Regions from separate parts of the Homo sapiens genome. Here region 2 is linked to region 1. The links are chromatin loops, found by intact Hi-C in ENCODE. Cell type or tissue: PC-3. All regions are shown on one strand. Links, peaks and the distances in the headings refer to the core of each region. The heading gives the core; the rest is flanking DNA. Region 1 overlaps ODC1-DT (ODC1 divergent transcript). Region 2 overlaps NOL10 (nucleolar protein 10).

Region 1 (7,038 bases), core at 4,169-6,668:
ACTTGTTCCGGTTCACCCAGGACTTTTCTGATTTTAGCACTGAAAGTCCCAGACCAACAACTGACCACCTCACCTTTGCGCCCAAAACAGGAGCAAGACATATCTCCAACTCTCATGACATTTGCAAGAAACAGTACCACTGTGATTGTGAAGGCAAAGAGGCAGCATTTAACCAGTTAAATTCCATCATTACACATGGGATTTTGGTGTTGAAAATTTAAACAGTGAAAATGTTAACTGCAAGATGGAATATTTTTGTTTGATACATGCAAACAAAATTTATTGTTTTAATTTATACACAAAATGTTTAACTTAGTTTGAATAATATCTTTAAAATTGAAGTTTCTTCTTTTAAAATTTTTTGTTTTACACCTGAAGAACACAACAGGAAAATCATGACTGCCTATTTTTACACAGGTTATCACAGAAAGTAATCCTATTGTATTGCGATGGTTCATACTGAGTGTCAACTTGATTGAACTGACAGTATTGATCCTGGGTGTGTCTGTGAGGGTGTTGCCAAAAGAGATTAACATTTGAGTCAGTGGGCTGGGGAAGGCAGATCCACCCTTAATCTGGTGGGCACCACCTAATCAGCTGCCAGCGGATATAAAGCAGGCAGAAAAACATGAAAAGGAGAGTCAGGCCTGGCCTCCCAGCTTCCATCTTTCTCCTGTGCTGGATGCTTCCTGGACTCGAACATCAGACTCCAAGTTCTTCAGTTTTGGGACTTGAACTGGCTCTCCTTGCTCCTCAGCCTGCAGACGACCTATTGCAGGACCTTGTGATTGTGTAAGTTAATACTTAATAAACTCCCCTTTATATAAATCTATAGAGAGAGAGATATCCTATTAGTTCTGTCCCTCTAGAGAACCCTGACTAATACATATACCAAGGAAGGGATGTCAAGAAAAATTAACTGTTTCAGGGGTCAAATACAGTAGCCACAGCCTTGGTGCTGTGCGTAAATAATCTCATTTAATTCCCGTGAGGTGGCTTCTATTATTTTCTCCATTGAGAGATGAAGAAACTGAGATTCAGGGAAATTAATTAACCTGCCTATGAGAGGCTGGGATTCAAATCCATGTGCTCCGTCTCCAGGGCCTGCCCTCTTGACATATTAAAACCCAGACATACCCAACCCCAAAGCTGGGCTCTTCCAGACAGAACTTCTTGCTAGGCTATGAGGGTCCTGGCTAAGAATTTCATTATAAAAATATTGTAGCTGCTTCTTTCAGTTGCATGGCTGCATAACAAATTACCCCAAAACTTAGTGGGGTTAACAACCATCTTTTATATGTCTGCTGGATTCTGGGGGTCAGGGACAATAGGTACTGGTTTGTCTGCTGGCTGATGTCTGTGAATGCAGCGCTCTTCAGGGACTGAGCTCTGGGGATTGCAGCCTTATAAGCGTCGCATGCTGCACTGAGCTTCTACAGTGAGCCCTGCACAAATCCATCTCCATTCTTCAAAACAACCTGGGGAGCCCTGGAGTGATCTCAGATTCAGCCCCAAGGTGGGTATCCTCTGCCATTCTCCTCTCCTTTCTTCTAGCAGTCCAGCCCTGCTTTTGTTCTGATAGTGGATGGTTCCCTAGGGCTGCTATAACACAGCACCACTGTGCTTAAACGACAGAAATCTATCATCTCACAGTTCCAGGGGCCAGAGGTCTGAGATCAAGGGGTTGGCGGGCTGGCTTCCCTCTGAGGGCAGCGAGCATCTGCGCTGTGCCTTCCCCGAGCTCCCAGTGACTTACTGGTTGTCTCTGAAGTTCCTCGGTGTGTAGAGGCATCACCCTTATCTCTGCCGCATTCACAAGGTGTTTTCCCTGTGCGTCTCCATCGTCCCCCATCTTTTTATGGCTCACTGCAGCCTCAAATTCCTGGACTCAAGCGATCCTCCCACCTCAGCCTCCTGAGTAGCTGGGACTACAGGCATGCACCACCACACTCGGCTAATTTTTTTGTTTTTAATTTTTTTTATAGATACCGGTCTCCCTATGTTACCCAAGCTGGTCTTGAACTCCTGCCCTCAAGCAATCCTCCTGCCTTGGCCTCTCGAGGCACTGGGATTATATGTGTGAGCCACTACACCCAGCCCCAAATTTCCCCTTTATATCAGGACACCAGCCCACCCTAACACCCTCATTTAACTTAATGACCTCCATAAAGACCCTATCTCCTAATAAATTCACGTTCTGCAATACTAGGGTTAGGACTCAACATACGGTCTCGGGGGCAGGGGACATAATGTAACCCATAACAGAGGGCATCTTCATGCTCTTCGTGGGAGGCCTGAACCCATTTCCACGCAAAAGAGTGGATCCTAGTGGGTTTAGTCAACCATGGAGGGATGGGGGAAGGCGAAGGGATCCGTGCATTCCTCCTGGGGAGCCGAGGGGAAGGATGCTGGTCAAACTGGTTTCTTAGATAAAAAGAGACATAGAGGAAGAGATGCTTCTCCCTCTGTCCACAAGCCTTCCTGGGGCAGCCTTCTTGGAACCATGAAGAGAGCTGGGCCAACACCTGGGCAAGGAACTGCAAAAACAGGAAAAGAATCCAGGTCTTCAACGTTGTTCTTGAGGCTCCGAATACATGAAACTGGAGACTCCCTTCCCCAAGCCACGTTGCTACGTGAGATGACTGCTTTTCCTTATTGCTTAAGCCAATGTGAAATGTCACCAGTGCTTACCAGAACTCTGGTTAGAAACTGTCCTACAAGAAGGCAGAAGGAAGACTCTGACGGGCCTACCGCCAAGGGGCCGAGCCTGCCCTTGCCCGCCCGCTCTCAGACCCATTCCCCACTCCCACTGTGCCTCTGCTGTTTCTCTGGTGGAGTGGACAGGGCTGGCCTTGGAAAATGACACTGACCGGGATCTCTTGTCAACAGGCTTCTGACTGGGAAGTGCTGGTGGGAGCCTGGAGGATGGGCGGAGGGGAGAGCTGGCTCCTGTCCCTCCTCTCTGTCTCCATCTCCCTCTCCCTCTCTTGGCTTCGCAGCCTCCCCAGCACTAGCTGCTTGCCCTTGGTGGTCAGTGGGTTTCTCTGGGACAGCCCACAGGTGGCTGCCACGCTGCTGGGGACCCTCGTCCCCTTTCATCCCCAGTCCTCTGGGTGATAGTGGCTTCCTGCAGCTGTAAGACATGTCATCTCTGTAACTAGTTCTCTTGCTAAATTCCCTCTGCTGAACTGCCTGCCTGGGCCCTGAGCCATACAGGGCATGGAATGCCAAAGGGAAACATTCTGTGCCCGCATGTGGAGGCCGACCTGCCTTCTACGATGGCGGGGCCCTGCTGTCAGCCAGGATTTGGATGGACTGATGGAGGCTGGAGCTGGGTGAAGTAGCAGCCCCTGGGGGTGAGAGGCTGCTCCCCAGAGTGACTCCTCCTCTGCTCTCCCCTTCACAGCCCTCAGTCCTCTCCCAGAGGAAAGCTGGGCTTGTGGGCGGGAGCCTCCCTTGGTGCCCACAGGTCTTATTCTTGCCCTGGGTGCTGCAGGCCCCTCCCTAACTCTCCCTGGCCCTGGACGAGCCTTTCCAAACCCAGGCCCCTGCTCCCTCGGCTGCGTCCACCTCCTTTGTCTGTGTGACCACTGTCCCAGGGACCAGAACCTAGAGAGCACAAGCCTGGGGGCAGCCTCCCCTCTGGACCATGAGCTCCTGGAGCACAGGGACCTCCTTGGCCTCCCCTCCTTCTCCCTGGCACCTGGCAGGGGCGCTGGCACAGAGCAAGTGCTCACAGCTGTTAGAACAGAGACAGGGAGCACTGCCCTCAGGGTACCCTACCCCTTGGAGGGCCCGCAAGGCTCGGTGTAGCAGACCCCAGCCACAGGCCCTTCGGATGGTCCCGCCTCTGACTTGGCAGGGACGCAGAGCTCACACTGCCCCTGGGCAGAGCACTCACCTTCCTGAAGACCCAGGTTGTGCAAGGGCCCTCCGCATGCTGCTCCCTGTCACGAGAGGAAAAAATCTTGCAGGCGCTGGGGCTTCCCAGAGGTGGGGCCCCACCAGGGTGAGGCTCTGGCAAAAATGGGGCAGTGGCAAAGCCCAGCAGAGGTGCTGCAACTTGTTGGGTCAGAGGGAGTCACCAGGCGCTTAGGAGAAAATAAAACAAAAGAGGCAGTTTCCTTAGGCACTGGGTAAAAGCGAGGCTTCTCTTGGCTCTTATCAATTCCCTGCTGGTCCCCAGGAACCCGGCCCAGCCACAGAGGGTCCTCCCTTGTCCTGCCTGCCACTTGCACACAGGTGGCACTCAGCAGACACGTATGGAATGAATCAACAAACAACTGACTAAAGGAAGAACACCCAGGGTCTTTTGTTCCCCTAATCTTAGATAGCACGTGGGGAGAAATTCTCCTGAGCTAATCACTCGTATAGCAACCACAAATGACCACTTTTCAGCACAGCCTCGCTTGCTTTCTTTTGTTCCCAATAGCCCACAGGTGCTACTAAACCCAGTTTCAACTTGACAATATTGAATGGCTTTGTGAGCCAGGAACCAGGCTAGAAACTGAACATATGGAGAGAAGAAAATCATGGTCCTGATTTCAAAGGGAGAGTTGCGGGGAGGGGAAGGCAGGATGGAGGCAGGAAACAAAGGTGCCCACACCACGTGACCCACGTTACGATGGCAGGGGCAGGGTCTGTGGAACATCAGTGGCTCAGGGAGCTGGAGTGGCAAAAGAGGCTGGGAGGGTGGGCAGGGCAGGCCTCAGAGGGTCCTGGGTGCCAGGCTAAGGTGTTTGGACTTTACTCTGTGGACCCAGGGCCACCAGTGAAGGGCTTGAAACAGACAAGCCAAGTAGGCAGATGGCAAAGCTTCTGTCCACGTGTCGGATGGCATGTCTGAATACTGACTCGGTACAGGCTTAATGGGACTCTGACTTCTGCCCACTGAAAAAGACAAGGAAGTGGGAAGCAAAATAATGATAAACATCACTTTCCCCATGAAAATGAACTCCTCCAGGCCGGGTGCGGCGGCTCACACCTGTAATCCCAACACTTTGGGAGGCTGAGACGGGCGGATCATTTGAGGTCGGGAATTTGAGACCAGCCTGGCCAACATGGCGAAAACCTGTCTCTACTAAAAATACAAAAAATTAGCCAGGAGTGGTGGTGCACGCCTGTAGTCCCAGCTACTCAGGAGGCTGAGGCATAAGAATAACTTGAACCCAGGAGGCAGAGGCTGCAGTGAGCCAAGATTGTGCCACTGCACCACTCCAGCCTGGGTGACAGAGTAAGACTGTGTCTCAAAAAAAAAAAAAAAAAGTACTCTTCCAAACTCTCAGCCTCCAGACAAGGGCCCCCTCTTCTCTGCAACTGTGTGTGCCCACTGACCTGCCCCCAGGGCCCTTCTGGGCTCCAGGAGGCCCTGGCCTAGTTCCTATTTGGCTCCTTTCCCAGCAGCTTCCCAGTGAGCCACACCAGGGCTGGGGCAAGGTAGGGCCGTGATGTAACACTTTATAAAACAAACATCCTGGGACTTCCACTTACACATGGGCGTCCTCTGCTTCCAGCAGATCCTTTTGGAGGAGCTCCACTTTTCTGATGATGCCACCATTGCTCAGAGGAAGGAAGGCCTCCCTGAAAGCTGCTTTCTATGCCTCAGGCACGCCATTTGGATTATGGGCAGAGATGGCACACTTTCCACCTTGGAGGGTGGATTGGATTTTTCGGAAACACCTAAAACCATTCAAAGGGCAAGGTTAAAGGACTGGTGAGTGACTGAGCTAAGGAAAACTATTTTTGGCCAAACATCCAGATGGGACTAGAGCATCTGTGACTAGTCCCCATTACCCAGGTGTCCTGAGTTAGGGCACCCTTGCCAGGGCAGAAGCTAACCTCCCAAAGTCCTCATGGGGCTGGAGGTCATGAGCCTCACTCCACAGTCCACTCTTCTATGCTTCTGGAAGAAGTTTGGTGAAGTAGAGTACAACCACGGACACGTAAGCAGCGCCCAAACCCATTTTCCAGAAAGCTCTCAATGTCAAACTTTCCAATACTGAGTAAATGGATACACAAATGCTTGCTGGTTATTGTCTTCTATGTGACCTACTTCTTTTTGATAAGGGTGAGGCCAGGCGCGGTGGCTCACGCCTATCATCCCAGCACTTTGGGAGGCCAAGGCAGGCAGATCACTTGAGGTCAGGAGTTTGAGACCAGCCTGGCCAACATGGTGAAACCCCATCTCTACTAAAAATAGAGAAATCAGCTGGATGTGGTGGTGGGCGCCTGGATTCCCAGCTACTCAGGAGGCTGAGGCAGGAGAATTGCTTGAAACTGGGAGGCAGAGGTTGCAGTGAGCCAGTATTGCGCCACTGCACTCCAGCCTGGGCAACAGAGCAAGCCTCTTGACTCAAATAATAATAATAATAATGATAAGGGTGACTGCTTAAGTCTGCAATCACTATATACCTTTATAAGCCTTTTCATGTAAGTTAGCAAAGAAGAAAAAAGATACTTCCTTCATCAGACATGTTTTTGGTTTTGGTTTAGAAAACTTGGTCAGTGGATTTATACAGAACTCTGTGAAATAAGTAGATTCTTAGAACATTAGAAGGAAAGAAGAACCTGAGCTTTCAGCCAGTCCAACCACCCCATTTTCAGAAAGGTAGTCTGGAACCCAGAGAGACAGAGTGATGTCCAAACTTTCATAATGAGCGGGGCAGAGCGGCGGGGGGGTGGTAAGGGGGCCCAAGGAATCCTAAGAAAATGGGAGTTGGTCCCAGAACTTAGGTGAGATGACTAAGCTCTTAGAAGCATGTCCAGTGTAGTATCTAATGTTTTTATTCACTCTTTTAGCACCACACATAGAAGTCTCATCTCTGGCCAGGCACAGTGGCTCACGCCTGTCATCCCAGCACTTTGGGAGGCCGAGGTGGGTGGATCACTTGAGGTCAGGAGTTTGAGATCAGCCTAGCCAACATGGCGAAACCCCATCTCTACTAAAAATGCAAAAATTAGCTGGGCACGGTGGTACATGCCCGTAATCCCAGCTACTCAGGAGGCCGAGGCATGAGAATCGCTTGAGCCTGGGAGGCA
Region 2 (8,746 bases), core at 3,713-6,212, 220 kb before region 1:
TTTTCCTATTTCTTGTTTTTCAGTTGTCACCTTTGAAATTTTGTCTGATGACTACTCAAAGGTATGTTTTATAGCATTGGTTTGTACTGACTAGACCCAAGAAATGAGTGAGTGGAATTTATTTTAATGATAAGCAGTTTTATAATATTTTTATTGTTAAACTAAAATGGCTGTGTAGTTCTATTGTTAAACAAAAATGGCTGTGTAGTAAAATGTAACCCATCATTTTTTATTAATATTAATACAGTGATACGGATAGCCTTTGGCCAATCTAATATCAAAGGTAATTTTTCATATCGTATATGAAACCTTATTTGTATTTTTAAGAATTGGCAGCAGTCATCTTTTATATCATCCTGTATTCTAGATTTGTGATTCTGATTATTACGTTTAACCTAGATTTATTTGCCAGGTTGCTTTCATTTTCTTATTTATATGTGAAATGTAAACTAGCAGGGTTGTGTGTTTAATTTTTTTTTAACTTTGCAAATGGTTGTGGTATATTCTGAAACAGTTCAAAATATAGCTAAGTAGATTTATTTCTCTTTTTTGGTGCCATTAGTCCATCTTTCAACTCTTTTTTTTTGGAGACAGGGCCTTGCTCTGTCACCCAGGCCGGAGGGGCAGTGGCGTAATTTCAGCTCATTGCAGCATCAGCCTCCCGAGTTCAAGTGATTCTCCTGCCTCTGCCTCCTGAGTAGCTGGAACTACAGGCATGTGCTTCCACACCTGGCTAATTTTTGTGTTTTTAGTGGAGATATGGTTTTACCAGGTTGGCCAGGCTGGTCTCAAACTCTTGACCTCAAGTGATCCACCTGACTTGGCCTCCCAAAGTGTTGGGATTACAGGCGTGAGCAACTGCCCCCGACCCATCTTTCAACTCTTATAATCACTTTCAACAATTATAAAATTGTCAGTAAACTCTTGAATTTAAAATGAAACATTTTTAGTGATGTCAAATGGCATCTTGAAAGAAAATTGAATTTTCTTAGCTGACATGGCTTTATATTTTCAGTTTTGGAAACTATGGGGTACAGCTTATCCTTTTGTCTATGGTATCATTTATCATACGTTTTGGAACATGTCATTTTAGAATGTATTTTCTCTAAATACTGACAAATTTGCCTTTAAATACCATCTGTTGATGTTTAAGATACCCCTTTAGTACACTAAAGTCAAATGTATACAAGGAGTTTATCATAACTTGTGTGATAATGGTGGGATTATTATTATTTTTTGTTTTTTATTTTTTGAGACAAGAGTTTCACTCTTGTTGCCCAGGCTGGAGTTCAACGGCACAATCTCGGCTCACTGCATCCTCCGGCTCCTGGGTTCAAGCGATTTTCCTGCCTCAGCCTCCTGAGTAGCTGGGATTACAGGCATGCGCCACCATGCCCAGCTAATTTTGTGTTTTTAGTAGAGATGGGGTTTCTCCATGTTGGTCAGGCTGGTCTCAAGCTCCCTACCTCAGGTGACCCACCCGCCTTGTCCTCCCAAAGTGCTGGGATTACAGGTGTGAGCCACCATGCCCGGCCAGGATTATTTAAATGTGTTCCCAAGTGAAAGAGGGAACTGATCATTGAGGGTACCATGAGAGTGCTCTATGTTATGACATGCTGGTGCCATGTAAATGAAGGGCGTTTGTTTCAAGTCTTTAATTAGTATGTAAGGTTTGCAGAAAAGCTATCAGGATACAGGAAGGCATTAAGGAGCCGATGGAGTGTTTTCATTCTTAATCCCAGTGGAGTGTGTGTGCATGGACATGTGTGTTTAGATACAGAAAGTGAGAGAGAGGTAAGGGTTTTCCTTGGTTTGCCAGTTTTTTAGCGATAATGAAGTAAACACCTAACTAGAAACCTAAGCAAACTAATTTTTTTGTTTTATTTTCAGATTGTCTTCTTACATAATGATAGATACATTGAATTTCATTCGCAATCAGGTTTTTACTACAAAACCAGAATACCAAAGTTTGGGAGAGATTTCTCTTACCACTATCCATCCTGTGACTTGTACTTTGTTGGTGCAAGGTATTGGATCCAGTCCCTTTTTCTCCTTTTCACCTCCTAAAACAACCAACTTCTGTTCCTAAATTTCGTGTACATTTTCTCTGTTTAGGTAACTTGCTTTAATAAAAAAGTGATACGTGGCTCTTGTAAAAAAAAAAAAAAAAAGAAAAGAAAACACAGGATAGGCAAAAAATTCTATTTTCTACATATTGGTTTACTTATAAGTACCATATACTGTTTTAACAACTGTTGTTTTGCTTAATACAATATTTTCTAATGTTAAAAATATCTGTGATAGTTATGTGCCTCATTGGGAAATACTGATGGGAAGTGTGTGAGCCTTTTCAGTTTAGCCCGGTTGCCACAATTTATGAGACATAGTATTGTTTTATTTATCTGTTTATCTTCTAGACTTTTGTCTCGACCTTAAGTTTGCTTCATGTCAGTAATCAGTTTCTATCTGATCACTTTGTGATTAATAGGTCATATGTGGTTATGGACTCTAGTTTAAAAAAATTGGGAGAGGGTTTTATTGTTATTATTTTTGGTAATTTGATAGTTTGATTTAATTTGATTTGCATGAAATGACAAAAGCATTTAAAGCATCTTTCATTATGTAGTTGATGTCCTACATTAAACAGTCTACTAAATTCTGAACAAAAGTTTATTAGCAAGTTTTCAAAAATTTAAAAAACAGTTGTTTCAAAACCATTAAGTAGTAAATGTATTTAAGAAACTAATTAGGACAGATGTCATAACTTTAGAACACCACTACCTACCCATGTCTTTTTGTTTTGTTTTTTCTGTTTTTTTTGTTTGTTTGTTTCATTTTCTTTTTTTGAGAGGGAGTCTCACACTGTCACCCAGGCTGCAGTGCAGTGGTACGATCTTGGCTCACTGCAACCTCTGCCTCCCAGGTTCAAGTGATTCTCCAGCCCCAGCCTCCTGAGTAGCTGAGACTATGGGCGCCTGCCACCATGCCCAGCTAATTTTTGTATTTTTAGTAGAGGCGATGTTTCACCTTGTTGGCCAGGCTGGTCTCGAACTCCTGACCTCAGGTGATCCACCCACCTCGGCCTCCCAAAGTGCTGGGAGTACAGACATGAGCCACGGTGCCCGGCCCTGTTTTGTTTTGTTTTTAACAAAGCAATTAGTGTATCTTTTTGGCTATTAGTATTAGCAATTTATTTACAATATTTAACGAGATAAATTGTAGGCAAAAATTCAGTACAATTTCAATAGAAATATCCCTTTTTTTTCCCCTGAAAATACAGCAGTATTTGAAGGACTAATTTCTTTAAAGAAGAATAAGACATGATCTTTGCTTTTAAGTTGCTGAAAGTGAAGGTATAATTCCTACATGTGACTCATTTAGGAGTGATATCTTTGGCTTCTGTTAGTATGGTGCTAAATTTGGAGATAGACATGTATAATCTAGTTGATAAAGTCAGTTTCTTAGCCCTATTGCACAGTATTTCAAAACTTTTTATTCTAAGTACCTTTTTGGTTTTATTATTAGTTTTTTATAAAGATGGGGTCTCACTATGTTTCCCAGGCTGGTCTTGAATTCCTGGGCTCAAAAGATCCTCTTGCTTTGGCCTCACAAAATGTTGGGATTACAGGTGTGAGCTACTGTACCTGGCCTTTATTATTATTATTATCATTATTATTATTATTATTATTTGAGATGGAGTCTCGCTCTGTCGCCAGGCTGGAGTGCAGTGGTGCAATCTCCACTCACTGTAACCTCCACCTCCCAGGTTCAAGCGATTCTCCTGCCCCATCCTCCCGAGTAGCTGGGATTACAGGCATGCGCCGCCACGCCCAGGTAATTTTTGTATTTTTAGTAGAGACAGGGTTTCACCATATTGGCAAGGATGGTCTCGGTCTCTTGACCTCGTGATCCGCCCACCTCAGCCTCCCAAAGTGTTGGGATTACAGGCGTGAGCCACCGCTGCCCAGCCCTGTGTTATTTTTATGGTCATCAAAAAGGTAGCATTTGACCAGGTATTTGACTGGTGGCTATTATGTTTGTGTGTGTGTGTGTGTGTGTGTGTGTGTATATATGTGTGTGTGTATGTGTGTGTGTGTGTATATATATATATATAAAAAATAAAAATATATATATATATACAAATACATACCCATTTTAGAAAATTGGGAAAATATAGAAAAGAAAAAATTCAGGCTGGGCATGGTGGCTCATGCTTGTAATCCAGCACTTTGGGAGGCTGAGGTGGGCAGATCACCTGAGGTCAGGAGTTCAAGACCAGCCTGGCCAACATGGTGAAACCTCGCCTCTACTAAAAATACAAAAAAATAGTTTGAGACCAGCCTGGCCAACATGGTGAAACCCTGTCTCTACTAAAAATACAAAAAATTAGCCGGGTGTAGTGAGTGGCGCCCGTGAGCTGAGATTGCGCTATTGCACTCCAGCCTGGGCAATAAGAGCAAAACCCCATATCAAAAACAAAAAAACAAAAAAAAAGAAAAAATTCAGCCATAATTACACCACCCAGAGAGGATCCTTATTATATTTCCTTCTAGTCCTTTCTTATATACATATGTAGATACATTACATATACTTTTGGATCTTGTATTCTCCATCTTATTTGTAAATAGTATTCTACGTAATGACTTCATATTTCCTTGGCACATGAATGGTTTAAATCACTTTTATACATGAACAAATTCATAAAGTGGATATTTTTCAGATTTAGAATACGTTTTTGTATCAGTGTTACAAAAGGAAGTGGTGGCTTATGAGTAATATATATATTTATAAAATTTATATTTACTTAAAGTTTCATTGTAGTTTAGCAGGTTTTTAACTTTCTTTATTACTTTACAGTTCTGAAGTTTATAGGTTAAACTTAGAACAAGGACGATACCTGAATCCTCTACAAACTGATGCTGCGTGAGTAGTTTTAGTAATTCTGCTATATACATTTTGACCAGGAGGTGGAGCCAGATGCTCAGTTTGTTAACAAGTAACATAAACTATTGCAATTAAGCAAAACTCCCAGCAACTTAGTTAAAAAGTACTGTTGAATTTATTCTCAGACAAAAAATTCACTGAAAGATCTGGTGATTACTTTAAAAATTAAATGAAAGCTTTTTTTCATCTACTCAACTTTAAGTCAGTTAAAAATACTCAGTTTATTATTATTACTTGTAGTGTTCTTTAAATTTACATTCATGGTTTTGTTTTGTGATATTTTCTCCTGTGGAGAACTTTTGAATTAATTTGGAGTGCCATTTTTAAATTTTTATGCTCTGCTAGCGGACATTTAAGGTTTTTAAAGGTTTCCTTTTATCATACATTATAGTCTACACATATGTACTATGCAGCAAAAATTTTTAGGAATGAATCCATCATCATCATCATCACAACAAATAATAGTGATAAACACAGTAGGAAAGCACTTTGTGCCAGGTGTTATTCAGTCATTTTACCTTTATTATCTCATTTTAAACTTAGAACAGATTTTTGTGGTAAGTACCATTTTACAGATAGGGCAGCTGAGGCTCAGAGAGGTAAGTAGTTTGCCCAAGGCCACACAACTAGTCAAGGGTGGAAGCTGGATTACTTCTCATTGTGTATATGAAGAGCTTGCTGAATTTCTCGTATTGCTTTGAGAGGATTTTTAAAGGTTAGGTGAACATGTTGTGATAAGAACCAAATAAACTCTAATTTTTTTTTATTTCACATTGGGTAGAAATGCTTTTATTTTTATTAAAAAAAAAACTTGTAGTAGTAACTTCACAAATGCATTATATTGAGTGTCCTCTGTACCCCAGATACTGCTGAACGCTTTGCAGTCTTTTTCATTTAATCCCCATAACAACCCCCCGAGGTAGGTGAAATATCCATTTTACAGAGAAAGAAAATGAGACTTAGAATGATGTACCCAGGACAAGCCTGTCAAGGCTCAGGATTGTCATGGTGATAGCGTGTGTTCTTTTAAGAATGTTACCTGCCTTGGAAGAAAATACCTTGAAAAATAGAGTGACCCTTTCTTCTCATGGTAGTGGAATAGTATTTCAGAAGGAAGTCCCTCCTTGTTTGTCACCTAGCAGGTAGAGTGTCACCCTGGGGATCAGAAACTCCAGTGACTGAGCCAAGCACTTAACCCTTTCATACCTTGGTGTTTTCCATTTGCAGATTAGTAAGAGAGAATCTGTGTGTCTTCTTTCTACTCAGAATTTGGGTTGACTGTTTATTTATTTAATATTCCTTCCCCACTAAAGTAGGTGCTAACTAATTCATTCTTTCTTACTGCTTTCCTGTGTTAGGGAGAATAATGTTTGTGACATAAATTCAGTGCATGGCTTGTTTGCCACAGGAACCATAGAGGTAAGCATATGTTGACTTTATTTTTTAGAATATTTGTTTTATATTTGATTGGAATTTTTATTTAAAGACTGAGTTGCTTGATTCCTTAGAGCAGGATGATAATGAGGTGATAGCTTGAACATCCTGTAGAGTAACATTCAGTAAATATTGAGATGAATGTACACAACATTTTTCTTTTAAATGATAATATCTTTGAATCAATGTCCTTCACACTTACCAATAGTTTTTTGTAGATTTGCATTTTTCACTTAAAATAATGATAAATACTCATAGTTTTAAAAAATGCAAATATGTCAGAAGCATGTAATTTTAAAAAGTGCCCTTTTATACCTTCCAGTCACCAAATCCTACACCCCAGAGGTAACACTTGAATGGTTTGGAGTAGTATCCTTTCAAATTTTTTTTCCTAAGTGCTATATGCCAATATGCATATGTGTACATACATATTTTTTAAAGTGGTTTACCAAACTGAAATTGTATTCTACTGTAGTTCTCCATTTGCTTTTTTTTTTTTAGACATAACAGTATATAATATACATCTTATTGGTACTTATAATTACTTACGATGCTAAACTAATTTTAAAAAAATTTACAGGCCAGGCGCAGTGGCTCACTAATCCTAGCACTTTGGGAGGCCAAGGCAGGCAGATTACTTGAGATCAGGAGTTTGAGACCAGCCTGGCCAATATGGCGAAACACCGTCTCTACTAAAAATACAAAAATTAGCCGGGTGTGGTGGCACACACCTGTAATCCCAGCTATTTGGGAGGCTGAGGCAGGGGGGCGGAGGTTGCAGTGAATGAAGATTGGGCCACTGCACTCCCGCCTGGGTGACAGAGCGAGACTCCGTCTCAAAAAAAAAAATGATAGTTTACAGATAGCATTCTGTTGTTTGTACTATAATTTATTAAACCAGTTTCATATGGATGGAATTAATGGTTTTTTTTTTACTCAAATTATTTTTATGTTGAGAGATTAATGCAGCCACAAAAAAGAATGAAAGAATGTTCTTTGCAGCAACATGGATGCAGCTGGAGGCTGTTACCCTAAGTGAATTAAGACAGGAACAGAAAACCAAATACTGCGTGTTCTCACTTATGAGTGGGAGCTAACCGTTGGGTACTCATGACCATAAAGATGACAACACTAGACACTGGGGATTACTGGATGGGGAAGGGAGGGAGGGAGGCAAGGGTTGAAAACTAACTGTTGGCTACCATGCTCACTGCCTGGGTGACGGGATCAGTCACACTGCAAACCTCAGCATTATGCAATATACCAGTGTAACAAACCTGCACGTACCCCCAGAGTCTAACAAAGAAGTTGAAGTTGTATTTTAAAAAAAGATTAATATTTGAAATGGGACACTAAGTTTGATCTGACAGATATTATGTAAAACTATGTTGAATGTGTTTGAATACTGTTATGTCTAAATCAAGCTTTCTCTTGGTAGTCAGGTTACTTGAGATTACCAAGGGGAAGTTTTACAAGAGTTTCCCTGAGAAAATAGTTTTTAGGGTCCTTACAGGGCAGTCTAGGCTAGACACCAGGCAATGTGCTAAGAGAAGTTATGTATTAGAACGTGCTGCTCTTCCAGCAGCTGGTTTAAGACCAGCCTAGGACATGTTGAAGGGATAGGAGGTAGGGATGCTCAAAGACTGGGCTTCCGGAAATTCCTTGATTATTAGCAGCTTGCAGTTTCATAAGCATAGTCAGATCAGGCTTAACAAATTCATTTTACATTGATTTTCATATTACATCTCAGATTTTAGTTTCTTCTTTAGTTCTTAGTTATCATAATATTGTCAAACTAAATGTTTGCATTTTGTGCTTTTTGAAGTGCCTAAGAGGGGAGGTTTGGCAATGGAAATATTCAAATTTAGGTAATAGAAAATCAGTGTGCTTAAAAATACATTTTGTATTTACACTGGAAGTTATCTGCATACCCATTTTGTGTTTTTGGAATGCAACTTTTCTTTTTTATGTCCATAAAATTTATTAACTCATTTTGAGAAGACATAGAAGACTAGACCATTTGGAATTACCTGCTGTAGTTTAAAAAGGTTTCCCTTCGATTATTCATCTTTGCAACATACCTACTTGTAATAATATTAAAAGATTAATGAGGTCAGAACCTCCTAAGTATATTGAAGGGTTTGCTTTTAAGGTAGTTAATATATTAAACAATCTTAAAACATCTTTGTTTATGTTTTTGTTTTATCATTACAAAATCAAATGATAGACAAGAACACAAAGTGAAAAGTGTAATTCCCTTCCACCCTGTCCTATTCCTGTTTCCTTAGGTAAATACTGTTAATAATTTGCTGTGTATCCTCTCAGGTTTTTCTGTTTGCACAAGCATTTTTTTAAAAACACAAATGTT

The links. Hi-C counts contacts between places; a loop is a spot of excess contacts. Peaks named below come from ENCODE experiments on the same cell type or tissue, not always from the same donor. Only the 100,000 strongest peaks of a DNase experiment are listed, where the experiment ranks them.
Region 2: a loop joins it to region 1, with 4 times the contacts of the local background. A loop is called at or near these places in 54 of 110 quality-filtered maps.

Annotation. Positions count from the first base shown.
Region 1 is chr2:10,450,922-10,457,959 of GRCh38, reverse strand. It overlaps ODC1-DT (ODC1 divergent transcript), which reads right to left. Exons shown (of 5, transcript NR_110597.1): 3 at 5,491-5,679; 4 at 3,902-4,091; 5 at 2,408-2,537. Among named protein-coding and RNA genes, the nearest start is that of ODC1-DT, 4.7 kb to the right of the region's middle. In PC-3, for the core only: no CTCF peak of the experiment used is centred there; a DNase peak (open chromatin) is centred at 5,419; H3K27ac peaks cover 2,294 bases.
Region 2 is chr2:10,664,835-10,673,580 of GRCh38, reverse strand. NOL10 (nucleolar protein 10) reads left to right here. Exons shown (of 21, transcript NM_024894.4): 5 at 24-61; 6 at 1,891-2,027; 7 at 4,858-4,923; 8 at 6,303-6,363. Among named protein-coding and RNA genes, the nearest start is that of NOL10, 21 kb to the left of the region's middle. In PC-3, for the core only: a CTCF peak has its summit at 4,982 (motif pointing right); a DNase peak (open chromatin) is centred at 4,960.